Linked DNA regions of Homo sapiens: region 2 is linked to region 1. The links are chromatin loops, found by intact Hi-C in ENCODE. Cell type or tissue: GM12878. All regions are shown on one strand. Links, peaks and the distances in the headings refer to the core of each region. The heading gives the core; the rest is flanking DNA.

The links. A loop is a pair of places that touch in the nucleus more often than their neighbours do. Peaks named below come from ENCODE experiments on the same cell type or tissue, not always from the same donor. Only the 100,000 strongest peaks of a DNase experiment are listed, where the experiment ranks them.
Region 2: a loop joins it to region 1, with 2.1 times the contacts of the local background. A loop is called at or near these places in 2 of 110 quality-filtered maps.

What each region holds. Positions count from the first base shown.
Region 1 is chrX:35,438,975-35,447,315 of GRCh38, reverse strand. No RefSeq gene overlaps it. Among named protein-coding and RNA genes, the nearest start is that of MAGEB16, 360 kb to the left of the region's middle. RefSeq lists enhancers at 3,879-4,078, 7,850-8,144. In GM12878, for the core only: no CTCF peak of the experiment used is centred there; DNase peaks (open chromatin) are centred at 3,865 and 4,195; H3K27ac peaks cover 985 bases.
Region 2 is chrX:35,377,449-35,385,789 of GRCh38, reverse strand. No RefSeq gene overlaps it. Among named protein-coding and RNA genes, the nearest start is that of MAGEB16, 420 kb to the left of the region's middle. In GM12878, for the core only: a CTCF peak has its summit at 4,790 (motif pointing left); DNase peaks (open chromatin) are centred at 4,279 and 4,659.

The DNA.
Region 1 (8,341 bases), core at 298-8,297:
CTTACAGACTGAATTCACAAGACACCCAAAGGTGTCAAGAAAACATAAGGGACAAGGCCACAGTGTCAAACTCTCTACTCCCCATTACCAACTGTGTACTATTTTTTTTTTCATTTAAAACATTAGTTTTATCATTTCAAAGTAACATAAGTACATATTTTAAAAGTCAGATTATAAAATATGTATAACAAAATATTAGTTACTGCTCTTCTCCTCCTGGTCCATTTCTAGAGACAATTATTTTTCCACTCCCTTAGCTGTTTTTTATGGTATTTTCCCATCTACATATTTCCTTTTTATTTTTAGTTGACAGATAATAATTATACATATTTATGAGATACAGGATGATATTTCAATATGTGTATACAATGTATAATGATCAAATCCGGATAATTAGCACATATGTCACCTCATTTATTATTTCTTTGTGTTATGAATATTCAATATCGTGTCTTCTAGCTTTCTGAAAATATACAATAAATTATAGTTTATAATATTCACCCTACAGTGCTACAGGACTCTAGAACTGATTTATCTTATCTAGCTTTAATTTTGTATTCCCTAACCAACCTCTGCCCATCTTCCTCCCTTTCCCTTCTTAGCTTTTAATAACTGCAGTTCTACTCTCTACTTCAATGAGCTCATTTTTTAAACTCCAATATATGAGTGAGAACATGCTGTATTTATGGTATTTATGTTTCTGTGCTTGATATATTTCACTCAACATAATAATTCCGCCAGGCTCATCCATGTTGCTGCAAATAATAGTATTTCATTCTTTTTTGTAGCTGAAGAGTATTCCATTGTTTATTGGAAGAGGTTTTAAATTTGATAAGAAGTTTAACATGTTTCTCAGGCAGTTTTTATTGTTTTCATTTTCTTGTGAAAACATTGCTTAGAATGTCAAGTTTTACATAGCTGTAGTCCTAGTTCCTATGATTATCTGTAGAGCAATGTAAAATCAATTAAATCTTCTGAAAATCTGAATGCAAGACTACTCTTTTTTATATTTTGTTTTATCCTAAGAATCCAAAGGTGTTGGAAAATAATTCAAGTACAGAAAATTATTGCATCGTAAAAATTACATACGCTGATTTGGAATTTGGTTGCAGATTTTCTGAACCTTGGTCAAGTGTCTGTCAATTCACTCATGCGTTTATGCCCTTATTTAAACAGGTGCTGAGCTCTGAACTATGTTCTATACTCAACTTTGAGATACAAAGACAAATGAACCCTGATTGCTAGATCTTTCCTACAAGGGCTCCCTGACTGATAGGGAAGAAAGATGTAAACAAGTAGTTTTAAGACCATGGAAAGTGTTGTAACTGGTTTTGGTATGGAAATATAGGGGTGGGGACCTGGCTGAGGAGAAAGAAAAGGCCTCAAGGAGGAGGTTATATTTTACCAGGAAATTAACGGAATTGGAATATTCAAGTATAGAAGAAGCCTAAGACATCTGAGACTGGGAGGAGGATCATGCGTACTAAGAAACAGGAAAAAACAACAACAAAGTGCTTTTCCTACTCTCACACATCACACTACACAACGCTTCTGACACCAGATTTCTCTGGTGGTGATTTTTCCCCACATACCTAGCAATTCTCAGCAGACAAAACTGGTTGTCCTCTAATTTAACTCAATTAAGACACTATCTACTTGGGCTTAGAGTCAGTCCCACAGGTTATTGGCTCACTCCCACAAGATGGCACCCCCCAACTTTAGATGCTAATCGATAGCCCCAGGTTGTGACTTGTGCTTCTGACTGATTGGCTGTATGTTGGCGTTCTCATAACAGCCTCCTCAGATCCTATTGATTTGCTAGACTCACAGAACTCAGGGAAACATGTATTTACCAGTTTGTTATAAAGGATATTACAAAGGAAATAAATGAACAGACAGAAGGAAAAGATACAGAGGGCAATGTATAGAGTTTAGTGGGAAGGGGCATGGCACTTCCATGCTGTCTCCAGGTACACTACCCTCCAAGAATCTCCATGCCGTCAGTAACCTGGAAGTTTTTTGAATGCTGTCTTTTTGTGTTTTTATAGAAGCTTCATTATGTATGCCTGGCTGATTACATCATTGGCCATTGGTGATCAACCTTCAGCCCCTCTTCCCTCCCTGGAGTTTGGGGGATGGGGTTGAAAGTCTCAACCCTTTAATCATGCCCTGGTCTTTCTGGTGACAAGCCCACATCCTAAAGCTACTTAGGGGGCCCCAGCCACCTGTCATCTCATTAGCATACCAAAAGCACTCTTATCACTTAAGAGATTCCAATGGTTTTAGGAGTTGCATGTCAGGAACCAGGGGCAGAAACAAAGTATGTTTTTTTTTTTTCTTATAATAACACAGTGTGCAAAAGTACAAAAATGTGACAGAACAGGACATGTGTAGAGGCTAGTAAGCAATGGCTCTAGCTCAGGATAGATGGCCTTGGGAATGACAGAAAATGTGGAAACAAATGTATGTGGAAAGAGAAAACTTTAAAGTGACTCAGATTTTGCTCAGCAACAACAATAAATAAAGGGCTAAGGAAATGGATTCAAATTTGGATGCACTAACTTTAGGTCAATCGGACATTTATATTGAAATGACCAATTAGCATGTGAATATATTCATATGGAACTGAAAACAAAGGTTTGATTTTGATATAAATTTTATGACTCAATGAATTGTTATTAGTCAAAAGCAGAGCTATACATGAGAATGCTAAAAGTTTATAAAAGTAGCACCTCTCAAACTCTAGTATAAATTAGAATTATCTTCATTGATTGCTAAAAAAGCAGATTTATAAGTTTCATTCTTCCTCATGCTAATTTAATATATGTTTGGCTAGATGTAGTAAGATACATTTTAACAAGTGCTCCAGGTGATTCCAAGGTTCACATGTTAAGACAAAATATTGAGTAAGAGAAGGGAGGCATAGAAACAATTCTGAAAAATGAAAATTTAAAGACAACAAACAGACAGAAAAAGAGGCATGAATGTAAACAGAAAAGAATCTGGTTAGTGAGAGAAATGTCTAAATTCTGCACCTGAGGTGGGGGTAACTCAGTCAGGGATCCTTTCCCCACTGAACCAACCACACCAAGGCATAGGTCCTGAGAACAGACTGGACAACTTGGGGTAATTACCCCTGGGAAGGAAAAAAATTTTGAGGAGCCCAAGGAAAGTTTTGAGTACTAGCAAACCTTCTTGTAAACTCCTTATTGAAATTCACTCACAGGAAGGAAAAAATGGCATTCATTTAGAATCTTTCTTACAAATGAAGTCAATGTTGTAAAGGTTTGCAACAAGTTCATTTAGTCTTTTTATTTCTAAAAGCATCCTATATTCCCTTACTTTTTAAATTAAATTTCACTGGTGTGGAATTCTCTTCTTGCCACTTTGAAGCTATTATCCCATTTTCCCTGGCCTTTCTTGTTGATAATGAGATATATACTATTTGTGAAATTGTCATTCATGTTTAGATAAACAGAATTTTCTTTCTTGTAACCTTTAAGACTTTTTTAAATTGTCGTTTTCCTGAAATTTTTGTATTATATATCTAGCTATGGATCTATTATGCTATCATTTTATTATTATTATTATTATTACCCTGGTTGGTACTCAAAGTGCAGTGTTAATTTTAATATGTCTTTCTTCAATGTTAGAAAATTCTCAGCTAATATCTTATCAAATCTTCCTTCCCTGCCATTGCCTGCATTCTTTATATTCTAAAACAAATATTTCTAGATAATAGTTATTGAAGTTTAAGTTAAAAGGTCTGAATAGACCTTATGGGTATCTTAACTGCTTGTATTTTGCCTATTTTTTTCTTTTCTGCTTAGCAGATGAAGTGTTGAATGCTATCTTCAAAGTCAGTAATATATGTGTTCAGTGGTGTTCTGTTTCTGAGGGAAGAGAGAGACCCTCTCATATTGTTTTATACTCAGTACCTGTTTTAAGAAAAAAACAAGGAAGTAAAACCAAAGACAGGCAGCCTGGCGCCAGGCCCAAAACCAGGCCTGGGCCTGCCTGGCCTAACCCCAGTAGTTAAAAATCAACTCATAACTTAGAAACCGATGTTATTCATAGATTCCAGACATTGTATAGAAGAACATTGTGAAACTCCCTGCCCTGTTCTGTTTCACTCTGACCACTGGTGCATGCAGCCCCTGTCACGTACCCCCTGCTTGCTCAAATCAATCATGACCCTTTCTGTGAAATCTTTAGTGTTGTGAGCCCTTAAAGGGGACAGAAATTGTGCATTCGGGGAGCTTGGATTTTAAGGCAGTAGCTTGCCAATGCTCCCAGCTGAATAAAGCCCTTCCTTCTACAACTCGGTGTCTGAGAGGTTTTGTCTGTGGCTCGTCCTGCTGCATTTATAGTTTACCCTACCCATTGATTTTTTATTTTAATGATATTTTTGCTTCCCATATTTCAATTTGATTTGATTCTTTATCATATTCAAACTATTTTATATTATATATTCAACCTGTAACTTCTTTAATATTTTATTGCTATTTTTGTGTAATATTTTTATAATTTTTAGAATAAGCATAGTCCTTATGTCATTGAGTATCCCAACCATGCTTATTTTAAAAATATAAGCCAAAAACAAAATTCTAAGCACTCCAACCACCTGAATGGACCCCTCCTCTCAGCCAAGAGCATTCCAAAGTTAACCTGAAAAACTAGTTCATGGGCTGGGTACAATGGCTCACACCTGTAATCCCAGTGCTTTGGGAGGCCATGTCATGCAGTCTGCTTGAGCTCAGGAGTTTGAGACCAGCCTGGGCAACATGGTGAAACCCTGTCTCTACAAAAAATACAAAAGTTAGCAGGAAGGGGTGGTGAATGCCTGTAGTCCCAACTCAGGAGGCTGAAGTGGGAGAATCACTTGAGCCTAAAGGTTGCAGTTAGACAAGATTGCACCACTGCACTAACCAGCCTGAGTGACACAGTGAGACCCTGTCTCAAAAACAAAAACAAAATAACTAGTTCACTAGTTCAGGTCATTATGTGAAGGGGACATCAGACCTTCCTGCCTTTTGGAATTCAGGAAAAGCCAGTCAGTATTAACAACAACACAGCCTTTAAGTCTGATTTTAAAGCATTTACAATCTATTATCTCTGAAGGCTGCTACCTGGAGGCTTCTTTTGTGTGATAAAACTTTGGTCTTCACAACCCCTTTATCATCATAACCCAGACATTCCTTTCTACTGATTCCAGGTCTTTAGATAATAACTCAACCAATTGTCAATCAGAGAAATCGACCTATAACCTGGAAGTCCCCACTTCAAATTGGCCCACCTTTCCAGATTGAACCAATGTACATCTTTTAGGTATTGATTGATGTATTATGTCTCCCTAAAAGGTATAAAAGTAAGCTGTACCTTGACCACCTTGGGCACATGTCATCAGACATTCTGAGGCTATCAGGGGCACATCTTTAACCTGGGCAAAATAAACTTTCTAAATTGATTGAGACATGTCTCAGACACTTTTGGTTTACAAATGGATAACCATTAAGGAAGTCTGAGTGGAGCTTCCACTGACTTTTGACAAATCTCCTATTGTTGTTTGGTACCAGCTTGAGCTATCTTTAAGTCTCAAACCAATAGGACAATTTGCAGAGGTCTGGGAGCTCCCCCCACCACTTCCAGAGAATCCATCATCTCCCCAAATTTGGTCAAGATCTACAGTTTATTTTGCTGTACAATTCATTTTCTGGAGTTTTTATTTGCTTCCAACAGGAAGGCAAGTTTTCCTGCTTCCATGATGATAGAGAATAGAGAACTCCTCTCTGGAGTTTCAGCTAATTTCCAACAGGGAGGGGAGTTTGAGTTTTTTTTCTTTCCTGCTTCAAAGATAGTAGAGAACGGTCTTTAGTTGGGGCCCATGCCTAGGTAAGTAGCTAAATTGGTTTTTTTTTGGTCTTGGAAATTCTCCTTCATGACTAAAAGTTAAAATGGACAACCAGTTGGTCTTAATTTCTCCTAACCATTAGAGTGCTCAGTAATCATATTGTCGGGATTTTTGTTGTTGTTGGTCTGGCCTTTCTCCCATTGGATTTGACCAACCCTGCGTGACTTGGTCAAATCTGAATGAGAATTCCAAATTATGGGGAACAAGGTCCCTGAATTGGCTAAAATTCCTTGCAGCTGTAAAAAACTAACAAAAATGCACTTGATTTCTGTGTTTGTTTCCTTTCTTTAAAAAAAAAATAGTTCTTTTGTTTACTTTTCTTCCACCCTATTTCTCCTTCCCCTTTTACCATTTTCAGTACCAAAAACATATAGAGAGAAGGTTTCTAATGACTTGAACCCCTTAAAGAACTCAGAACAGAGGGGCCACTAACCCTTTTTGGAGTGTTCTGTTTTCATTGTGGAGTTTCAATTGTCATGCGTGTCCCAAAAAGAAAGGACATTTTGCTCCTCACAACTGAAAGGCACTCCTTGGTGACTGGGGGCCCAGTGGGAATGTCTGGGAGATTGACCCACTGCAACATGCAGTGGTCTCACAGGGAACACCCAACAAAATTATTTTTAAAAGCCTCATCCAGGAAACACACAGGAGCTGGTCACACTGCATTTCGAGGTCTCTTGGAGGGGCTAGACCTCTGGAGAAAGAAACTGAGGCACATAAGAAGGCAGAAATGAGTCAATGGTGACAAACTATGGAGTCCCAACCACAATCAGCACATCTTGATCAACAACAGTAAACCTTAAGCCACAGCTCAGTTTTTCCATTAAGAAAAGTGGGAAACAAATAATCTACGTATCAATGAAAAGAGTCAAACTCTGTAAAATATTTGAAGAGATTTATACTGAGCCAAATATAAGTGACCATGGCCATGACACAGCCTTCAGGAGATCCTAAGAACATGTGTTCAAAGTGGTCGGGGTGCAGCTTGGTTTTATACATTTTAGGGAGGCATGAGACATCCATCAGATACATTTAAGAAATACATTGGTTTGGTCCAGAAAGGCAGGACAACTCGAAGCAGGGGGCCTTCCAGGCTATAGGTAAATTTAAACATTTTCTGGTTGACAATTGGTTGAGTTTGTCTAAAGACCTGGGATCAATATAAAGGAATGTCTGGGTTGTGATAAGAGGTGGTAGGGACGAAAGTTTCACTATGCAGATCAAGCTTTTAGCTAGCAGGCTTCAGAGAGAATAGGATGTGAAATATTTCTTATCAGACTTAAAGTCTGTATCGATGTTAATGCCAGAGAGGTATAATGAGGCTTGTCTGATCCCCACTTGCCTTCATGGCCTAAACCAGTCTTTCAGGTTAAATTTTAAGAGCCCTGGCTGAGGAGGAAGTTCATTCAGATGGTTGGGAGGGGCTTAGAATTTTATTTTTGGTTTACATGATAATGAGGAAAGACAAGGAGAATGACGCATTTTCAGGTACCCCATTTGTTTTTACAGCGACTCAATTTGTGATTGTGTAAATGGAAGGAAGTGCCAGGTTTTCTAATACTCCAGCTGGTTACACATTAGGTCTGTTCTTGTGCACATGTTAAACTGATGGTCAAATTACATCAAGGAAAATCCAGAGGCCAAAGGTTGACCTGCAACTATAAAGTTCCTAAGTTCTCTATCTCTCTGTTTTCTGTCTGCATTATATCTGCTATTACTTTTCTGTTGAGATAAAATACACTGTGTGCATCTAAGCATTTATTGTTGTTATTGTTCTGGCAAAAGGGTGAGTTTTTACTAATCTCATCAGAGTTTGAAAGAAAAGCTATAGAATCCTTGTTTGCATAAATTTGTGAGAGAGGAGACAGGAAGGAACTGATTAGGCAGATAGTTAGGACGGGGCTACCAGTAGAAGTCCCTCCAATAAAAGAGCAGCCTGGAATAAATCAAGCTGCAAGCACAGATAAGTAAGCAGGGGTCAACACTTTTGTTTTTTTGTGCAACCAGCGAGCTCTGCCTATACATGGTGGGCTTCAGTGAGCACATTCCTTTCCTTTTTGGGCATACACAGATAAGGGAATTTGCACAAGGGGGCTTGCCTAAGACTGGCCTGCAATTGTGTAGATAAAAAAGGTTACATAGAGTCAGACATGTCCACAGTGGAAAATTCCATCTCCTGATCCATGTGCAGTAAGGAAAATAAAACAATACGTAGTAACTCAGGCTAAGGACCCACATATGCACTAGAGGAATGGGGTGGAGCTAACAAGAATTTGCACCTTATGCAAATAAGACACCCAGCCCTAAATGTTTTTTTGTGCCCTATGCAAATGTGCTCCCTTAGCTTGTTTATAAGTTTTTGTATTGAAGTGTGAAACAGCAACCCTCCCAGACACCCCTCTGCTGTGGAGAGCTTTCCTCTCTCACTTA
Region 2 (8,341 bases), core at 218-8,217, 61 kb after region 1:
TGGAAGATTATAAAAGTCCCAAATTGAACTTCTACATAAAAAGATGAATATGTATGAGATAAAAAAAATACATTGAATAGGAATAACAGGAAATTAGACATTGCAGAAGAAACTATTAATGACCCTAAAGACATAATGATGGACATTATTCAAAGTGAAACACAGAGGGAAAACGAAAGACATAAAAATATAATTGAATAGTGAAACAGCTTTAAGAAACTTAATTTTTGTAAATTTGATGAAAATTATAAACCCGCACATCCAAGAAGTTAAAGCAGTTCTTAGAGGAAAGTTTGTAGCATTAAATGCCTAGCTGATGAAACTATAAAGGTCTCAAGTCAATGACCCATCTTCCAACTTAAAAACTAGAAGAGTTAATAAGCCCAAAGTAATTATAAGAAAGAAAATAACAAAAATCAAAATGAAAATAAATAAAGTATAAGACAGAAAATGAATAGAAAAAAAGTCATTGCAAGTAAAACCAATTTTTTGAGAAGATATATAAAATTGATAAATCTCTAGCCAAAGTTATCAAGAAGAAAAGAGTAAGGGTATAAATTATGAAAGTTAGGAATGAGAGAGTAGACATCACTGTAAATTTGATGAATTGTAAAATGGCATAAATGCATATTAAATACAACTGTATGCCAATAAATTTGACAACTTAGTTGACAATGGGAAAATTCCTTGAAAGACAATATCAAAAGTAATTAAAGAAGACATAGACAACCTAAATATCACTGTATTTAATAAACAGATTTTGTAGTTAGAATCCTTCCCACAAATTGAATTTCAGGGGCAGATGGCTTCAATGGTAAATTTCAGCAAATGTTTTAGGAAGAAACTATACCAATTCTACACAAATTATTCTAGAAAAGAGAAGGTAAGCAAATATTTCACATCATTCTATGAAGTCAGCATTACTATACCAAAACCAGACAGAGAAATTACACATGAAGAGAACCGAAGATCAATATTGCTCACAATTTTAGAAAACTGAATGCACCAACATGTAAGAAGCATAATATATCACAACCATTTAGGACTTCATGACATATTCAAAATTCAAGTATCAGTCAATGTCATTGACCATATTAATAGACTTAAAAATATTATTTCAATAAATAAAGAAAAAGTATTTGAAAAAAATCCAACATCTATTCCTGATTTAAAAAAAAAAAAAAAACTTCCAGAAAACTGGAAATGGAAGGGAACTTCCTCAACCTGATTTTAAAAATTTACTAAAAAGGCTACAGCTAACATCATACTTAATGGTGAAAGACTGAAAAAATAAAAATTATAAAAATGTCACTACTTATGGATAGCATGTACTGAAGAGTTTTAAGGAAACCTAGAAGAATCTTTCTCTCTAAATTACTCTTCACAGATATTCTTAGATATACTTTCTGGAAAAATAAAGTATAGCATTTCATATTTTAAGAAATGATGAAATGAATATGTTTCTTCTAAGATTAAGAACAAGACAATAATGTCCACCCTCACCATTTCTAATAAACATTGTGCTTATAGGTTCTAGCCAAGGCAATCAGGCAAGAAAAAGAAATAAAAAGGCATTCATATCCAAAAAGAAGTAAAACTCATTTAGGTACACACTTAGGATCATGAATTCTGGATCATATGGTAAGACTATGGTTAGCTTTATAAGAAATTGCCAAATTGTCTTCCAAAGTTGCTGTACCATTATGCATTACAACCAGCAAAAGAGTTACAGTTCCTCTTGTTTCACTTTGTTGCCACTAGTTGATGTTGTCAGTGTTTAAGATTTTAGTTCTTTTAATAAACGTATAGTGATAGCATTGTCATTTTAATTTGCAATTCCCTAATGAAGTATGTTGTTGAACATCTTTCATATGCTTAATTGTCATATATATATCTTCTGTAGTGTGGTGTCTTCTTAGAACCCAATTTTAGTAGGGTTGATTGTTTTCTTATTGTTGAGTTTTAAGAGTTATTTATATGTTTTAAGTACAAGTTCTGTATCAAATTTATGTATGGCACATATTTTCTTTCAGTCTGTGTCTTATTATTTCATCCTCTTGACGGGGTCTTTTGCATAACATATTTTTAATTTTAATGAAGTCCAACTAATAATGTGTTTATTAATAGATCATGCGATTAGTGTATGTAAAAACTCAATTCTGAGGTTCCGGTTCAAGATGGCTGAATAGAACCAGATAGTGGGAGCCTCCCACACAGACAGAATTCAAAATAGTGAGTAAATATTAACACTTGAGTAGATCACCTAAGAGGGCACACTGGAATCCATTAAAGAAGTGATAGGAATCATAGAAAGCAGAGAGGAGCAAAGCTGTACAGCCAGCTGAGCTGGGACTGGCATGGAGCCAAGAGAAGATTCCTGATACAGAGAAGTGGTGAGTGAGAGACCCCTGGGGTTCCACAATTCTGCCATGGACTTGTACAATCCTAGCCATGGGAGATCCCCCTCTACTCCTCCCAGGCCTTTAGTCTAATACAGGGTGCTGCCTGGAGACAGTGCATAGGTACTGCTCAAGCCTACCTAGAATTCCGCAGGCTTTGGAATGCTGAGAAGCCTGGTGCCGGCTGCTGCAGCTGGATCAGGGAGGGAGCAGACAGGCCAGACACTTTTGCATGCCCCAAAGACAGATACAACAGCTGCAGTAGAGAGGAGTGGGTGGGCCATGCACTGCAATGACTGCCTGCCTCAGGTGCTCCTTGAAAAATAGGCCTCCCTTCTTCAGCACGGTTCTGCAGTGCAGCTGCCCTGCCCCTGTATGTACATATTGGCTGCAGCCCGATATTCTACTGAAAGCCAGGACCTCTGAAGCCAGTGACCCACCCTTTGGCTCCTATAGCAGTTGCCATCACCACCACCCACCACCACTGCAGCCACTCCTGTCACCCCTGAACCTGGGTTGGGGGAGGAGCAGAAAGGCTGGGCAATTTTGTGTGTCCCCAGCAGCAAAATTTACTGCTGCTCCTGTGGGAGGAAAATTCAAGTGGACCATGCATCCCACAGCTGTCAGCCTCCATTGCTCTAGCTGAGGGGGCCTGATTCCTCCAGTGAAAAGTTAACAGCAAAGCCAGCCTGTTCCCACCTGACCATTTCAGCTGCTGCCCAGAGTCCTTCTGACAGCCCAACCCCCACAGGCCTGTGATCTGCCCTGGGGCTCCCACTATTCTGCCACTGCCTGAGCGTTCTGCCTGCTCCTGCCTGAAAGTTCTGATGGTGACCCATGGATCAGCCCACTCCTTTCAGCCAGCATGTGAATTCTGGGGATCCAAGAACAAGTGTACTGGCCCATTCCTGGTTTAGTCCCCTTAGGACTTGTACATCTTGTACATCCCATCCAGAGGCCTGAGGATGGAAGGTTTGCCTAGCCTAGTCCACCACCGCCAGCATCTGACTACTCCCTGTGGGGCCTGAACTCAGGCCAACCCAACCAGCCAACACACTCAACATCTGACACTCACCTGAATGTGAAACCACTTTTGCAAACATAACTTAGGAAATTATGACAGTGAAAGAAATGAGACCTAACCCACTCCGTCTTGCTTCTAACGTTTAAGCTGTCCTTGTTCATTCCTGGGCATAGAACTAATTTTAAGAAGGAATTCAGTTAATGGTTTGACTCTGAAACAAAATTGATAATAGCCCTTTCCCTAAAAGACCCCCTTCTTGCCTGGGGACCAGTCTACCTTTGCAGGACTAACAAATTAGCCACAAGATTAGAAATTACAGTTTAGGGGTCATGCAGCCTCTGGCTCCAAAAGTCTGAACTTCCCCAGATTGCTCCTGGGGATAACATCACTATTGTAAAACCTAAGATCAGTGCTTGAGATATTTTGCAGACCCTGCACTGGACTGGATCACCTGTCCAGTGGACCACCCAGATTGTAATCTGACTCAACCAGTTCTGCCATTCCACCTAGGAATAGAAAACAGCAAGAAAACCTCACTTCAACCCCCTATGATTCCATCTTCAACCTGACCAACCAGCACTCCACACTTCCCAAGCTCCTACCCGCCAAATTATCTTTAAAAACTCTGATCTCCGAATGCTCCGGGAGACTGATTTGAGTAATAATAAAACTCTGGTCTCCCGCACAGCCAGCTCTGCGTGAATTACTCTTTCTCTATTGCAATTCCCCTGTCTTGATAAATCAGTTCTGTCTAGGCAGCAGACAAGGTGAACCCATTGAGCGGTTACAAATGTGCCAAAAGGTGGATTCCCTCCCCATCCGTACACAAAGCAGCAGCATTACCACATTAGAGAACAAGCAAGCCACAGAGCTATTTGTACTGGTCTGAGTGATGAGGTTCCACCCTAAAATCACTCCTGTGGAGAATCATCAGACAAGCGTCTTCCCTGGCTCTCAGCAGCACTGTGGCCTGGAGATAACAGTGTGCATCTGAACTGAGAGTTACAAGCCCTGGGGCAGGAGTATGATGGAGAAATAGATCAGATTCCTGCCTGTTTAGGAAGTGGAGCTGGTGCAAGCACCTTATTCCCCACAGAAACCTCAGGGCATGTCATCAGGAACTCCCCTAGCCACTCCTATCAGTGTTGGTGTCCATCCTTATCATTGGGGGTATTTGTGAGCAAGCCATGCAGTACAGCTCTTCAAAGCTGTGTCCTCTCCATTTGCTGAACAAGAAGTTCAGGGGATCGGATTTTCCACTGTCCAGCTCATCACTTGAAACAACACAAATGACCATACACTAAACAAAGATCAAGTACCTACCCATCTGCTTTTGCTACAGCTGGCTTTTAGCCATAAGTGCCACCTACTGGCCTGTAGGTCAAACTGCACAGCCCTATAGAAATCTTCACAAGAAAAAATGCCCAGGGATATAAAAGCAAAGCCAAAAGACCCTACATAACATATTCTACAATCACATCCTCAAGGCAGGAAAATCCCATCTAAATGAAAGGAAATTCAAAAATAAGAAGTGACAGCTTCTACAGATGAGGAAGAACAAGCACAAGAACTCCAGCATTACGAAGAAAGAATGTTGTGATACCACCGACGGACCACATTAGCTCTTTAACGATGGATCCTAAACAAAATGAAAACTTTGAAATGATTGAAAAAGAATTCAAAATATATATTTTAAAGACACTCAATGAGATCTAAGAGAAAGTTGAAAACCAACACAAGAAACAAAAAAATTTGGAGAAGAAAAAGGAGATTATTTATTAAAAACCAAAACTACTAGAAATGAATAATTCACAGAAGAAATTTCAAAACACAGTTGGAAGCTTTAACAAGACACTAGACCAAACAGAAGAAAAATTTCACAGATTTAAGACTGGTCTTTGGAATTAACTAAATCAGATAAAAGAATTAAAAAAATTAACAAAGATTTCAAGAAATATGGGATTATGTAAAGTGACCAAAACTTAGACATGTGGACATTCCTGAGGAAGAAGAAGAAAAAGCAAGAAGTTTGGAAAGCATATTTGAGACAATAATTTAAGAAAATTTCTCCAATCTTGCTAGGGATGTGGATATCCAGTTACAATAAATCCAGAAAGCACCTAGAAGATACTATACAAGATGAACATTACCAAGACATGTAATCATCAAACTCTCCAAGGTCAACATGAAAGAACAAATCTTAAAAGCAACTAGAGAGAAGCATCAAATCACGTATAAAGGAAATCCCATCACTTTAACAAGAGACACCTCAGTAGAAATTTTACAAGCCAGAAGACATTAGAGGCCAATTTTTAGGCTTTAAAGAAAAAAAATGCTGGCCAAGTATTTCATATCTTGTCATACTAAGTTTCATAAATGTAGAAATAAAGTCTTTTCAGACAAGCAAACACTATGGGAATTCATCACCACTACATCAAACCTGTAAGAAACGCTCAAAGGAGTTCTAAGCATGGAAATGAAAGACACCACTCCCCAACATAAAAGTAAACATGTAAGTAGAAAACTCACAGATCCTATAAAGCAATTACACAATTGAGAGCCCAGGGCAACTAGCTAACGACACTATGACAGGAACAAAACCTCAGATACCAACATTAACATTGAACGTTGATGGCCTAAATGCTCCACTTAAAATATAAGACTGGCAAGTTGGATAAAAAAACAAGATCTTACCATCTCTTGCCTATAAGAGACCTACATAATAGCTAAAGATATCTACAGACTCAAAGTAAAGGAGTAGGAAAAGATATATCACACAAATGGAAAATGAAAGCAAGCAGCAGTAGCCATTCTTGTATCAGATAAAATAGACTTTAACAACAGTAAAAGAAAAGGAAAGGCATTATATAATGATAATTGGTTCAATACAACAAGATGATTTACCTGTCTTGTCCTAAATATATATGCACCCAACACTGGAGCACCCAGATTCATAAAACAAATACCACTAAATCAAAGAAAAGAGATTGATACCAATATAATAACAGTGGGAGAATTCAACACCCTACTGACAATACTAACAGGTCGTTGAGGCAGAAAGCCAATGAAGAAATTCTGGACATAAGCTGGGCTCCAACCCAAATTGACCCAATAGATATTTACAGAACATTCTACCCAACAACTGCAGAATATTCACTTTTCTTATCTGCACATAAAACATTCTCCAAAATTGAGCATATGCTTGGCCATAAAGCAAATCTCAGTAACTTCAAAAAATCAAAATTATATTAAGTATTTTCTCAGATCACAGTGGAATAAAATTAGAAATGAATACCGAGAGGAATTTACAAAGCTATAGAAATATTTGGAAGCTAAACAACATTCTCCTGAATGACTTTTGGGTAAAGAACAAAATCAAGGCAGAAATTTCTTAAGAAATGAATGAAAATAGAGACACAACATACCCAAACTTTTGGAATGCAGAAAAAAATATTACTAACATGAATGTTTATAACAAATGCCTACATCAGAAAGATATGCATAGAAATGGAAAGCAGGAGATGAGAAGCAGATTTGGAATACACAGAGAGATTTGGGTTTTGATTTCAGGTGTTCTGGGTCAATAAAAAAATTTTCAGATATGGTATACCATGGATTTGGAGTTTAATGATACTCACATGATATTGATTTTACCCACACATCCTCCACATAAAACAAAACAAAATAAAAATATAGGCCGGGCACAGTGGCTCAAGCCTGTAATCCCAGCACTTTGGGAGGCTGAGGCGGGTGGATCATGAGGTCCAGTTTGAGACCAGCCTGGAGACCAGCCTGGCCAATATGGTGAAACCCTGTCTCTACTAAAAATACAAAAGAAAATTAGCTGGGCATGGTGCTGTGCACTTGTAGTCCCAGCTACTGGGGAGACTGAGGAAGAAGAATCGCTTGAACCTAGGAGGTGGAGGTTTCAGTGAGCCGAGATCGCACCACTGCACTCCAGCCTGGGCAACAGAATGAGACTTCGTCTCAAAAGATAAATAAATAAAATAAAATAACATCATCAAGGAGAACAAATAAAACTACACATAATACACGTCTTCAGCATTATTAGAAGACAAAGAATACCATGCACAACAAATTACCTGCAGGTAGAATAATAAAACAAATTCCAGTAGACCTTCCATTGCTAATCACTGCAAGGCTGTGGGTGTGAAGACAAGGGGAGTGAAAATTTAAGGTATTCCATGAAAAAAATTTGAAGGACACAAGAAACTTTGAAAAAATACAGATAAGATTACCCCCTAAAGGAGAAAATTTAACACCTAATGACAAAATACTAAACACAGAGAGGTATTTGTTGGCTTACACAATTGGTCACAAGGAAAAGGTTCAAAATCAAATTTGATCAGAAGTGGAAGCTTCAGAGAAACATTGCTTCAGAAGGATAATTGGATATATAAAGTGTTTTCTACATAGAGTTCAACTTTCTGTTAAGTGTTAAAGCTTTCAAAATTCTTGTTTAATGTATAGGAGCACAGGAAATTCATTCTTTATCAGGAACTCACTCTTGTGATAACCAACACACTCCTATGTTTATGGCATTAATCCATTCCTGAGGGCAGAGCCCTCCCTCATGACCTAACCACCTCTTAAAGGGCCCACGTTTCAACAGTGTTGCTTGGAGGATTAAGTTTCCGTTTCGGGCACATATTCAACCCATAGCATATGCTTTATTACCTCATTAGAAACTTCCTTCCTAGCACTATTTGAAAGATTGGGAGGTGTGTTATATGAATTGTGAATACTGCTCTTCTCATGGTAGCATGGTGCTTTCCAGATTTTGATTCACTTTCTCTGCCTTTAAATGTGGCTACATGCTTTTGTGGAAAGATGCTTAGGAAATGACTTTGAATTAATCCCATCGTGATATCAGCTGAATTTTAGATTTTCTCTCCCT